Linked DNA regions of Homo sapiens: region 2 is linked to region 1. A link is an interaction called in ENCODE POLR2A ChIA-PET data of the cell type or tissue named here. Cell type or tissue: HepG2. All regions are shown on one strand. Each heading gives the region's core, and the rest is flanking DNA. Links, peaks and the distances in the headings are about the cores only. Region 1 overlaps ABCC5 (ATP binding cassette subfamily C member 5). Region 2 overlaps EEF1AKMT4-ECE2 (EEF1AKMT4-ECE2 readthrough).

Region 1 (5,374 bases), core at 48-5,047:
TCACTGCTAGTACTAATCTCAAAACCAGCCTGGTTTTTCAATTTCCAATGAAAAAGAAACATATTAGAATTGGAGTTCCAAAAAAGGAAGTGTGTATTGTTTACACTTTCAAATCTATAAAAGAGATTATGGATGAGTCCATTACTTTCTCAGCTCTAGGGCAGAATCCCATGAAATAACACTGGCCTTAAGGTGCTCTTCCCTGAAACGGCAGAGAGAAGAAAAAGCATGCTGCTGCTTTCCTGTTAAAGGAGGGCTCTTAGCTTTCCCTGGCAGCTAGAACAGTTTCCTAGAGGTTAGTACCCCAGTGTTCTGCACCATAAATGAGAGAATAAGGAATATACGGATGTTCAGGGGAGGGACTGTGAAGCCACCAAGCTGAATACGGATAGGTACCATTTTTTTCAAAAAATAAAAAATAAAAATCCCAGCAATCCATGGAATTTTTTTTAGAGGGGAGCCAATGAAGTTCTTGCATTGGCCAAATGGAATCAAGAAAGCCCATGATCACTTTATTCGCAAAGCCTGCATATGGTGCTACCCAGAGGAATGAATTCTATGAGATCAGAGCAGCCACCAGCCCTGTAGTGAAACAATGACAGAAGCTCTTCTTGGGGGAAGCTGGCTCTATGAAAATGTTTGCCATTTTGGTAAATTACATAACACAACATTTCAGTTACATGGTCCTTCTTACTTAAAACTTTTATATAAAGTATGTTAGTTGGTCAATTATTAATAATATAGAAACCCAATACCAGAAAAGTAGTGTTCTCTGCTTCAGAAAAGAGATCAAAACTTTAACAAGAGGCATCAAACGTTAAAAAAATAAAAACAAAAACAAAACTGCAAATTAGTTTTACCTAATTGCCATGCATCTTAGGCACATACTTACCAAAACCATGAACCTCCAGCTTACCCACATATGGAAAACGCACAGTACAAGCAGTACTACTGCTCCGATGCCTCAAGGCAAATGTGTAGAGAATAGATTTAATCAAGGTCTCAAGTGTAAGGCAGCACAGCAGGTGTAAGAAACAGGTGCCCAGGAAACAGAGTGAACGTCAAAGGCTCTCTTGTCTACTCTGCATCAGTACAGACTGGGGAAAACCACGGCTGCCACCCCAACACTTGCCACACAGTCACACTATAAGCCAAACTTAAACGGACTCCAGGTCAGACTCTAAAATCCTCGACAGTCCTCTAGTTTTCTCAGGGCTTATTTGCCACAGACCTGCCAAACATGTGATAACTGCCTCCAGGCACTTGGTATGTTCCCGGTGCTGGCTCACCAGCCCGGGCCACACAACGTGCTCTCACCCACTCATAGCACTGCAAGACACATCTGCCTGCACCGACTGTCAGTTCATGTTAACACACAACCGAGAAGCACAGTCCTGTGCAGAACTGGAGTCAGTTCCATTTCACCCCCACCCAGAAATCAAGCCAGTTCCATTTCTTCTCTGGCAACACTGCCCTTTCATCCTTCCAGCTGTTGCCAAAATCCATCGACCCCTTTCAACAGACCTGAAGGCATCTCTAAGACTGCTACCTAGCCCAAAGCTGAGCACAACCTCTGCAACAGAATAAGAGTGTTAGAGCTGGCCGTGGCCGGGCCCCTGGAGACTGTCGGAAAGGATGGTTAGAACTTACTGGTCCACTGAAGCCAGCCAGCTGCGTGATCATCAGGCACACGATGGACAGGATGAGCCTGGTGCGGCAGAAGATCCACACAACCCTTCGCAGGGAAGCAGCGTCTGGCCCAACTTCATTCAGCTCTTCTTGCCACAGTCTCTCTAGTCTTAACAAGGGCACACGTCCTCGTTACACATCTCCTCGGGGGAAAGGCACACCTAGCTCCCCGCCTGCCACCACTTTTTGTCTCCAGGTTTTGCCACCACTCACACAAGTCTCTCCTTTAAAATTATGTACATAGTCTTCACCTTCTGGGAAAAAATACCCTTCCTAGGGAACTACACATTTACCCTGTATAAGGAGCCTCCCAGGATACAGAAAATGATGAGAGCAAAAGCCTTTCTTTCCACCCAGGAAAATGATCCCTGAATGCAATTTGTGAATAAGAACTTTCTTTTTCAGGGGCCCCCAACCCTTTCTGAAGGTTCCTGTGGTAAAATGTAAAGTTGTAAACTACATTTTAATCATGACAATCAGCTACCACAAAAATGTATTCTGTCACAAGGCAGCAACATAATCTCCCTGCAGACTCAGGAAGAGAAGCGGGGCTGAGAGAGAGAGAGAAAGCCCGTGGTTAAAACAGGATCAAAGGTGAAATAGGAGATAAAGCAAAAGAGCAAAGAGAAAGTCATCCCCAGGCCGCCCGCCCTCCACTGGACAGCTCGGCTCTTTAAAGACACAGAGCTGTGGACTTCACACTCCTAGCTCAGGCCCTGCCCACCCGGCATGGGGGAGATGAGGGTGGACCAGAGGCGCCTACCTTCTGCAGTTCACGTCAGAAGACTCGTGCTTGGACAGAGACCACACGTCTTCCATTGAGAGCTCCCCCTTCTTGTGGGCCACACGGGCCAGAGAAGAAAGCCACGAAAAAGTCATACAGGAAAAAAGCCCAGCATTGTCCACTGGGTGCTGGTGTCTAAGGAGAGAAAACCGAAATCACAAAGCTATCAACACGCACGGAGAGGGCAGCCCGTGTTTAATGGACACTGTTTAGTGAACACAGCTCTTAGCTAAAGACCAGTCTCCCCAGATGATCTAATCTTAGCCTGAATGTTCTAAAACGGCTTTGATGGGCCGGGCGCGGTGGCTCACACCTGTAATCCCAGCACTTTGGGAGGCCGAGGCGGGCAGATCATGAGGTCAGGAGATTGAGACTATCCTGGCCAATATGGTGTAACCCCGTCTCTACTAAAAATACAAAAAAATTAGCTGGGCTTGGTGGTGGTGCACGCCTGTAGTCCCAGCTACTCAGGAGGCTGAGAGGCAGGAGAATCACTTGAACCCAGGAGGCGGAGGTTGCAGTGAGCCGAGATCATGCCACTGGCGACAGAGCAAGACTCCATCTCAAAAAAAAAAAAAAAAAAAAAAAAAGGCCTTTGATGCTTCACTGTCATCACTCAGCACGGCATCTTACTTGGAAGTAGTCCGGATGGGCTTCAGAGCACTCAAGCCATGATGGTACTTTCCCTTGGGATGCTCCTCATCCAGGATTCTGAGCTGAGAATGCATGGAGGCATCAAGAGAGAGGCCCTCGGCTCGGGCTGCTGTTTCCAAGGCATCTTGGCATTCCAACTGTTCCAGCAGATAGGGAGAAAGGCAAGAGCACAGTTAATACACAGGCGAGAGGCAAACGGAACTGATGAAACAGCTCAAACTGCAAACTGGACTCATCTTAACTGAGAAATTCCAAGCAAGGGTCAGGAGGTTAAACACTAACTTTGTATGATTTGAACCCATTGGGGAACATTAAGCTAGATATTTAAAAATTTTAAACAGTTTTCTTTTTTTTTTTTTTAGCATCTTTAGGTTTTACAGAAAAACTAATCAGATAGTACAGAATGCTCCCATATACCTCTGTACCTCTCCCGTCCTCCTCATCTGTTTTTCCTATTATTAACATCTTCCATTAGTGTGGTACCTTTGTTACAATTGATGAGCCAATACAGATTCATTATTAACTGAAGTCCATAGGTTACATTAGGGTCCGCTCTTTGTTTTTTTGGGTTTTTTTGAGATAGAGTCTCCCTCTGTCACCCAGGCTGGAGTGCAGTGGCGCAATCTCGGCTCATTGCAACCTCCACCTCCCGGGTTCAAGCAATTCTCCTGCCTCAGCCTCCTGAGTAGCTGGGATTACAGGGATGTGCCACCATGCCTGGCTAATTTTTGTATTTTTAGTAGAGGTGGGGTTTCACCATGTTGGTCAGGCTGGTTTCGAACTCCTGACCTCATGATCCACCTGCCTTGGCCTCCCAAAGTGCTGGGATTACAGGCATGAGCCACCGCGCCCGGCCCTGTTTTTATTTTATTTTATTTTTGAGATGGAGTCTCGCTCTGTTGCCCAGGCCGGAGTGCAGTGGCATGATCTTGGATCACTGCAATCTCAGCCTCCCCGGTTCAAGCAATTCTCATGTCTCAGCCTCCGAGTAGGGGGGTTACAGGCGTGCACCACCATGCCCAGCTAATTTTTGTATTTTTAGTAGACACGGGGTTTCACCATGTTGGCCAGGATGGTCTTGATCTCTTGACCTCGTGATCCGCCCACCTCAGCCTCCCAAAGTGTTGGGATTATAGGTGTGAGCTGCCGCGCCCAGCTTATGGACCACTCTTTGTGTTCTATGTTCTAAAATTTACATTTTTATTACCAAATGTTTTATCTTCTGTTTCCCAATATGGATTGAGAGTCAATTATTTCACTACTAACTGAAAATCTGATTGCCCATTTCCTATGACAAAAATTTCCATCAGCCCCAATTAAACAGCCCTGCCACACAGAAAGAGCCTGGATGTACACGTGCCTCCCCTGTCACAGCAGCAGCAGGGAGAACAGAACGTGAGTTCTTATCCTGGCTGCACAGCTGAAGAGCTCTACACTTCCCTGCAGCACGCAGCAAAGGATCTCATGAGCTGAAATATAAAGTTACACGTATTTACTAACTAGAAAGTGTATAAATGTTCGTTCATTAGATTAACAAAAGTGCATGCAAAAGTGCATTCTAAGTCTGACTGTGGCAGAAGAGGGTGGGTCAAGAATCTAGACACACTTATCCCCCGTTTACTCTAAAAGTAACTCAAACGTTTATGCTTTCCTGTTGTAGAAGCAGAAGCTTCATTTTCCTCAATTTCCTTATCTTCCTTTTCTGTCTTAGCAGTGAAAGTCACATTATTACAAATATTTCCAGCAATTATTGTGAAACAGTAAAAAACAGATCTCAGCTGGGCATGGTGGCTCGCGCCTGTAATCCTGACACTTTGGAAGGATCGGTTGAGCTCAGGAGTTCAAGACCACCCTGGGCAACACAGCAACACACCATCTCTACAAAAAGTAAAAAAAAAAAATCAGCCAGGCATGGTGATGCGTGCCTGCAGTACCAGCTACTTGGGAGATGGAGGCAGGAGGATGACTTCAGCCCAGGAGTTGGAGGCTGCAATGAGCTATGATCGTACCACTGCACTCCAGCCTGGGTGACAGAGCAAGACTCTGTCTCTAAAAGAAGGAAAAAAAAAACAAAAAACAAACAAACAAACAAAAAAACAAGGAGAATAGATCCCCAAATCAAGAAAAAGTTAAGTGGTTTAGCACCTAACACACCAAGCCTTATACAAAGCAGTTGATTTTTATACATCACCTCCTTTCCCACCAAAGAACAGCGGGAACTTAAACATTAACAGAACTGAACGGGTA
Region 2 (5,374 bases), core at 154-5,153, 300 kb after region 1:
ACCATGAAGCCAGTAGTTGTTGCTATGGCAATGGGAAGGGCTCCCAGGCTACAGCATACAGTGGGGGAGGGTTCTGCTGGAAGCGAGTCGGGCAGGCAAGGCCTGAGATTTTTTTCTTTCAGGCTCTGGCGCCCTCCATGGACTGGCTTGAGTTCCTGTCTTTCTTGCTGTCACCATTGGAGTTGAGTGACTCTGAGCCTGTGGTGGTGTATGGGATGGATTATTTGCAGCAGGTGTCAGAGCTCATCAACCGCACGGAACCAAGGTGTGGGGGTAGCCCAGGGTGAGGGTGGGTTCTGTGGAGGTCTCCAGCAAGGCTGGGCATAATGGACAGGCCCAGCCACACAGAACAACATTTGGTAATGCTATGGGCCTTCCAAACATTGAATCAGAATGTCTATGGGCTTTTCCTCTGCGCTAGGGTTGCAGGGTGCTCCCTGTGATCTCTGTCCCCCCACTGCTCTCCAACCTGACCTCTACAGGCAGGTGTGTGGCCCCGGGACCAAAGAGGAACCCCGGGACAGCTTCCACATATGCCTCTCGGGACTCCTGCAACTTGCATGTTCCTGGGGGCTGGTTTGAGGGGTGTGAAGGGCATCCCACCTGCCCTTTTCTTATTTTCTGGTCTGGTTGTCAGCATCCTGAACAATTACCTGATCTGGAACCTGGTGCAAAAGACAACCTCAAGCCTGGACCGACGCTTTGAGTCTGCACAAGAGAAGCTGCTGGAGACCCTCTATGGCACTAAGAAGGTGGGCTTTCTGATTTTGCCTCCACGTTCTGATCCAGTCTAACCGATGCTGCATACCTTCAGTGTGACAGGCACCATGTGCCTCATGGTGCACAGGTGCATAGTATGGAGCGCAGAATTTGGAAGCAAGCCGACTTGCGTTTCAATCCCAACTCATTCATTTTCTAGCCTGTAGGACCTTGGGCAGATCACCTAGCCTCTCTGACTCTCCATTTCCTGCTCTGTAAAGCAGGAATAACTTGGAGGGTTGTCAGGAAGAGTATTAGCTGAGTTAATGTAAGTGAAGCACCTGCACAGTACATGGTATGTATAGGCACTCGGCTTTGATGAGGAGGATGGAGAGGATATAATAAATAAGTGAGTATTTAGTTTCAAGATGCCCCATTAAGTGGGGGGAGTGGACATGTAAACAAATACATTATATTTTGTGGTGATAACTGCTCACACTGAGTGAAAGACTTTTCTGCTATAGGACAGAGGTGGGACAGCACATTTCACCTGGGGGGATGGTGGGGAAGGGCATCAGAGAAGCCTTCTCTGAGAGGTGCCATGTGATGGAAAAGTTCACCAAGAAAGCCGGGGAGAAGGGCATTCCAGGGACAAGGAACGGCATGTGCAAATTCCTAGAGGCCAAAAGGAGCATGGTGGCTTTACACACGTTCTGGCATGAGCTTGAGAAGAGGGCAACTGAGAGACGGGGTTTGGTAAGGTGGGCATGGGGCACTTGGGAAGGGATCTGAATATTGTATTGGGAAGTCCGGCCTTGATTCTTTCACAGATGGGGCTCCATGGGAGTAGCATGGAGAGGAGAAACACAGTTGGGTTATGTATGAAATGATATTTCTGGTGGCTAAATGGAAGATGGAGGGGAGCAGCAGGGAAGCGGGGATGAGAATGGAGTCAGGGTGTCCAGTTAAGAGGCAATTGCAGGCCAGGCTTGGTGGCTCATGCCTGTAATCCCAGCATTTTGGGAAGCCAAGGCAGGTGGATCACCTGAGGTCAGGAGTTCAAGACCAGCCTTGCCAACACGGTAAAACCCCATCTCTACTAAAAATACAAAAAATTAGCTGGGCGTGGTGGCAAGCAACTGTAATCCCAGCTACTCGGGAGGCTGAAGCAGGAGAATCACTTAAACCTGGAGGTTGCAGTGACCTGAGACTGCGTCATTGCACTCCAGCCTGGGCTACAAGAGCAAAACTCTGTTTAAAAAAAAAAAAAAAAAAAGGCAATTGCAGACTGAGTGTGGTGGCTCGTGCCTGTAATCAGCATTTTGGGAGGCTGAGGTGGGTGGAGTGCTTGAGCTCAGGAGTTCAAGATGATAGTGTTATAGGTCAGGGAAGTGGTAATCATTTTCCCCGTCCACTTGAGTGGATGGGAAAGATGATTAAGAAATCAAAGCAGGCAGGGCGCCGTAGCTCATGCCTGTAATCCCAGCACTTTGGGAGGTCAAGGTGGGCGGATCACTTGAAGTAAGGAGTTCAAGACCATCCTGGCTAACACGGTGAAACCCCGTCTCTACTGAAAAGACAAAAAATTTAGCCGGGCGTGGTGGCGGGCGCCTTTAGTCTCAGCTACTCGGGAGGCTGAGGCAGGAGAATGGCGTGAACCCGGGAGGTGGAGCTTGCAGTGAGCTGAGATCGCACCACTGCACTCCAGTCTGGGTGACAGAGTGAGACTCCATCTCAAAAAAAAAAAAAAAGAAGTCAAAGTAGTAGAAACTGCTGATAGACTGAATGTGGGGGGTTAGGGAGATGGAGGAAGCTGAGTGACTCCCAGGTTTCTTGCATGGGGGACTGACTGGATATAAAATTAGTTGTGGGCCGGGCACGGTGGCTCATGCCTTTAATCCCAGCACTTTGGGAGGCCAAAGCGGGCAGATCACTTGAGCTCAGGAGTTCAAGACCAGCCTGGGAAACATGGTGAGACCCCTTCTGTACTAAAATTACAAAAGAAAATAGCTGGGTGTGGTGGCATGTGCCTGGGGTCCCAGCTATTCGAGAGGCTGAGGTGGGAGGATCGCTTGAGCCCAGGGGACAGAGGTTGCAGTGAGCAGTGATTGCACCACTATACTCCAGCCTGGGTGACAGAGCAAGACCCTGTCTCAAAAAAAGACAGATGTGGCACTGAGCAAACCCAGGACTCTTGTCCAGAGCTGAGAAGGGCTGCTAGCCCCAGTGACAGAGAAAGGCCCTCTGACTGGAGGACACAGCCATCTCTAGGGTCCTGGCTCTTTGTCCTTTAACAGTCCTGTGTGCCGAGGTGGCAGACCTGCATCTCCAACACGGATGACGCCCTTGGCTTTGCTTTGGGGTCCCTCTTCGTGAAGGCCACGTTTGACCGGCAAAGCAAAGAAATTGTGAGTCTACAAGATTCTTTCAACACTATGCCCTCAAAATTGACTGTTCATGTATGTGCAGACATATAGAAAAACAACGGGAGCCAGGCGCGGTGGCTCACGCCGGTAATCCCAGCACTTTGGGAGGCCAAGGCGGGTGAATCATGGGGTCAGGAGTTCGAGACCAGCCTGGCCAACATGGTGAAACCTGGTCTCTACTAAAAATACAAAAAATTAGCCGGGCGTGGTGGCGGGTGTCTGTAATCCCAGCTACTTGGGAGGCTGAGGCAGGAGAATCACTTGAACCCAGGAGGCGGAGGTTGCAGTGAGCCGAGATCGCGCCAGTGCACTCCAGCCTGGGCGACAGAGCAAAACTCTGTCTCAAAAAAAAAAAAAAAAAAAAAAGAAAAGAAAAGAAAAACAACTGGATGTAAATTGATGAACAAATGAAGTAGTGCTGCTTTGGGCAGTGGGATTATAAGAGTCCTTTAAAGTTGTCTATGTGTTTATGTTTAACTATATAACTAGAAGAAATATTTATTTATTAGGATATGATAATGGATGTGCTTAAAGTATTACCTGTAAGGATGTTTATGGTTTTTATGGCAATGTTGTTTATAATAGCAGAAAATGAGAACAGGTTAAATGTCCAACTATAGGGTAAAGGAAAAATAAATTGTGGTTAGGATGGGTTGTGAGGATCCTTAAATGGCTGATATATCTTTCAGCAAAAAAAGTAGGTTACAAAAAATATATACCCTATACAACATAATTCCATATTTTATATGCATATCAGGGGAGGGAAAAACTCTAGAAGTGGGTAATCAAAATGTTAAAAGAACTTATCTATGAATGAGTGCTTTATAACTGGTCTGTTCTTCAATTCTCAATTTTCCAAATTTTCTGTGAATGTCCTCTTTTCATAATCAGATAAAAATCATTGCACTAGGCTGGGCGTGGTGGTTCACGCTTGTAATCCCAGCACTTTGGGAGGCTGAGGCGGGTGGATCACGTGGTCAGGAGTTCAAGACCAACCTGGCCAAGATGGTGAAACCCCAGCTCTACTAAAAATACAAAAATTACCCGGGCATGATGGCGGGAGCCTGTAATCCTAGCTACTTGGGAGGCTGAGGCAGGAGAATCGCTTGAACTCGGGAGGCGGAGGTTGCAGTGAGCCGAGATTGCGCCACTGCACTCCATCCTAGGTAACACAGCCAGACTCTGTCTCAAAAAAAAAAAAAAATCATTGCACTATATTAAATTATAATATAATTTGATGAACTTATTGTCAATTAAAATGTGTACTTAATTAAGAAAAAAGCCAGCCACAATCCCAGTACCTTTACAAATGGTGTTTCCTTCTCATCGTCTCCAGGTGCTCAGCCGTATTTCTTTAGTCTAGACGTTCCCATTTCCCCTGGGTGGACAGGGATGGGGCACCAAGGGTGGATGGGTGGGGCAGGGATGCATTCAGTGCAGGGGAAGGCTGACTTTACCTCCTCCCTCCCAGGCAGAGGGGATGATCAGCGAAATCCGGACCGCATTTGAGGAGGCCCTGGGACAGCTGGTTTGGATGGATGAGAAGACCCGCCAGGCAGCCAAGGAGAAAGTGAGCGGTGGCTAGGGTTGGGGCGCCATCTTGAGGTGGGGTTCAAGGATACAGTTTTGCTAGGAACCTGGGGAAGGAAACAAACCCTTAACCTGGTCTCTTCAGGCAGATGCCATCTATGATATGATTGGTTTCCCAGACTTTATCCTGGAGCCCAAAGAGCTGGATGATGTTTATGACGGGGTGAGTACCTACGCTCATCAGTACTGAACTTCAGCCCTGTAGAGGGCACTGTTCCCTGGGCTTAGAAATTGGGGCTCAAGCACTGGGAAAGAGGTGCTTGTCGGTTTCTTTTAGAGGCAGATGGAGGTAACCAGCATTGTTAAAATGTTGGCTCTGTGACAGGCTGCAGGCCAAACAGCAGTGAAATATAGTGCTAACGAGCCAAGATTTGGAGTCAAGCCTAATCAAATTCTGTTTCTACCTCTAACTTTGTAACCTTAACAAAATCTCTCTAGGCCTTGGTTTCATTTTCTGTAAAATGGGGGTCCTACTAGTGCCTTCCTCATAGGGTTGTTGTGAGATAAATGAATACAGTATGTAAAAAAACAGCACCCATAACATAAATGGCCTTTAAATATTGCCAATTATGGTTTACTAGATATTTTACAGTTGAGGAAACTGAGGTTTGGAGAGATACTAATGAGTAGCCAAACTGGCGCTATTATCTTCTCCAATG

Evidence for each region. ChIA-PET counts read pairs that join two places held together with the same protein. Peaks named below come from ENCODE experiments on the same cell type or tissue, not always from the same donor. Only the 100,000 strongest peaks of a DNase experiment are listed, where the experiment ranks them.
Region 2: POLR2A ChIA-PET joins it to region 1 with 5 read pairs; 2 of 35 experiments call an interaction of 5 or more read pairs at or near these places.

The regions. Positions count from the first base shown.
Region 1 is chr3:183,986,120-183,991,493 of GRCh38, forward strand. ABCC5 (ATP binding cassette subfamily C member 5) reads right to left here. Exons shown (of 30, transcript NM_005688.4): 3 at 3,107-3,264; 4 at 2,453-2,608; 5 at 1,651-1,798. Among named protein-coding and RNA genes, the nearest start is that of ABCC5-AS1, 18 kb to the right of the region's middle. RefSeq lists an enhancer at 3,954-4,454. In HepG2, for the core only: no CTCF peak of the experiment used is centred there; a DNase peak (open chromatin) is centred at 2,312.
Region 2 is chr3:184,284,841-184,290,214 of GRCh38, forward strand. It overlaps EEF1AKMT4-ECE2 (EEF1AKMT4-ECE2 readthrough), which reads left to right. Exons shown (of 19, transcript NM_014693.4): 9 at 123-265; 10 at 638-752; 11 at 2,997-3,107; 12 at 4,597-4,695; 13 at 4,801-4,878. ECE2 (endothelin converting enzyme 2) reads left to right here. Exons shown (of 19, transcript NM_001100121.2): 9 at 123-265; 10 at 638-752; 11 at 2,997-3,107; 12 at 4,597-4,695; 13 at 4,801-4,878. Among named protein-coding and RNA genes, the nearest start is that of ECE2, 12 kb to the left of the region's middle. In HepG2, for the core only: CTCF peaks have their summits at 4,714 (motif pointing left) and 4,953 (motif pointing right); no DNase peak of the experiment used is centred there; H3K27me3 peaks cover 2,372 bases.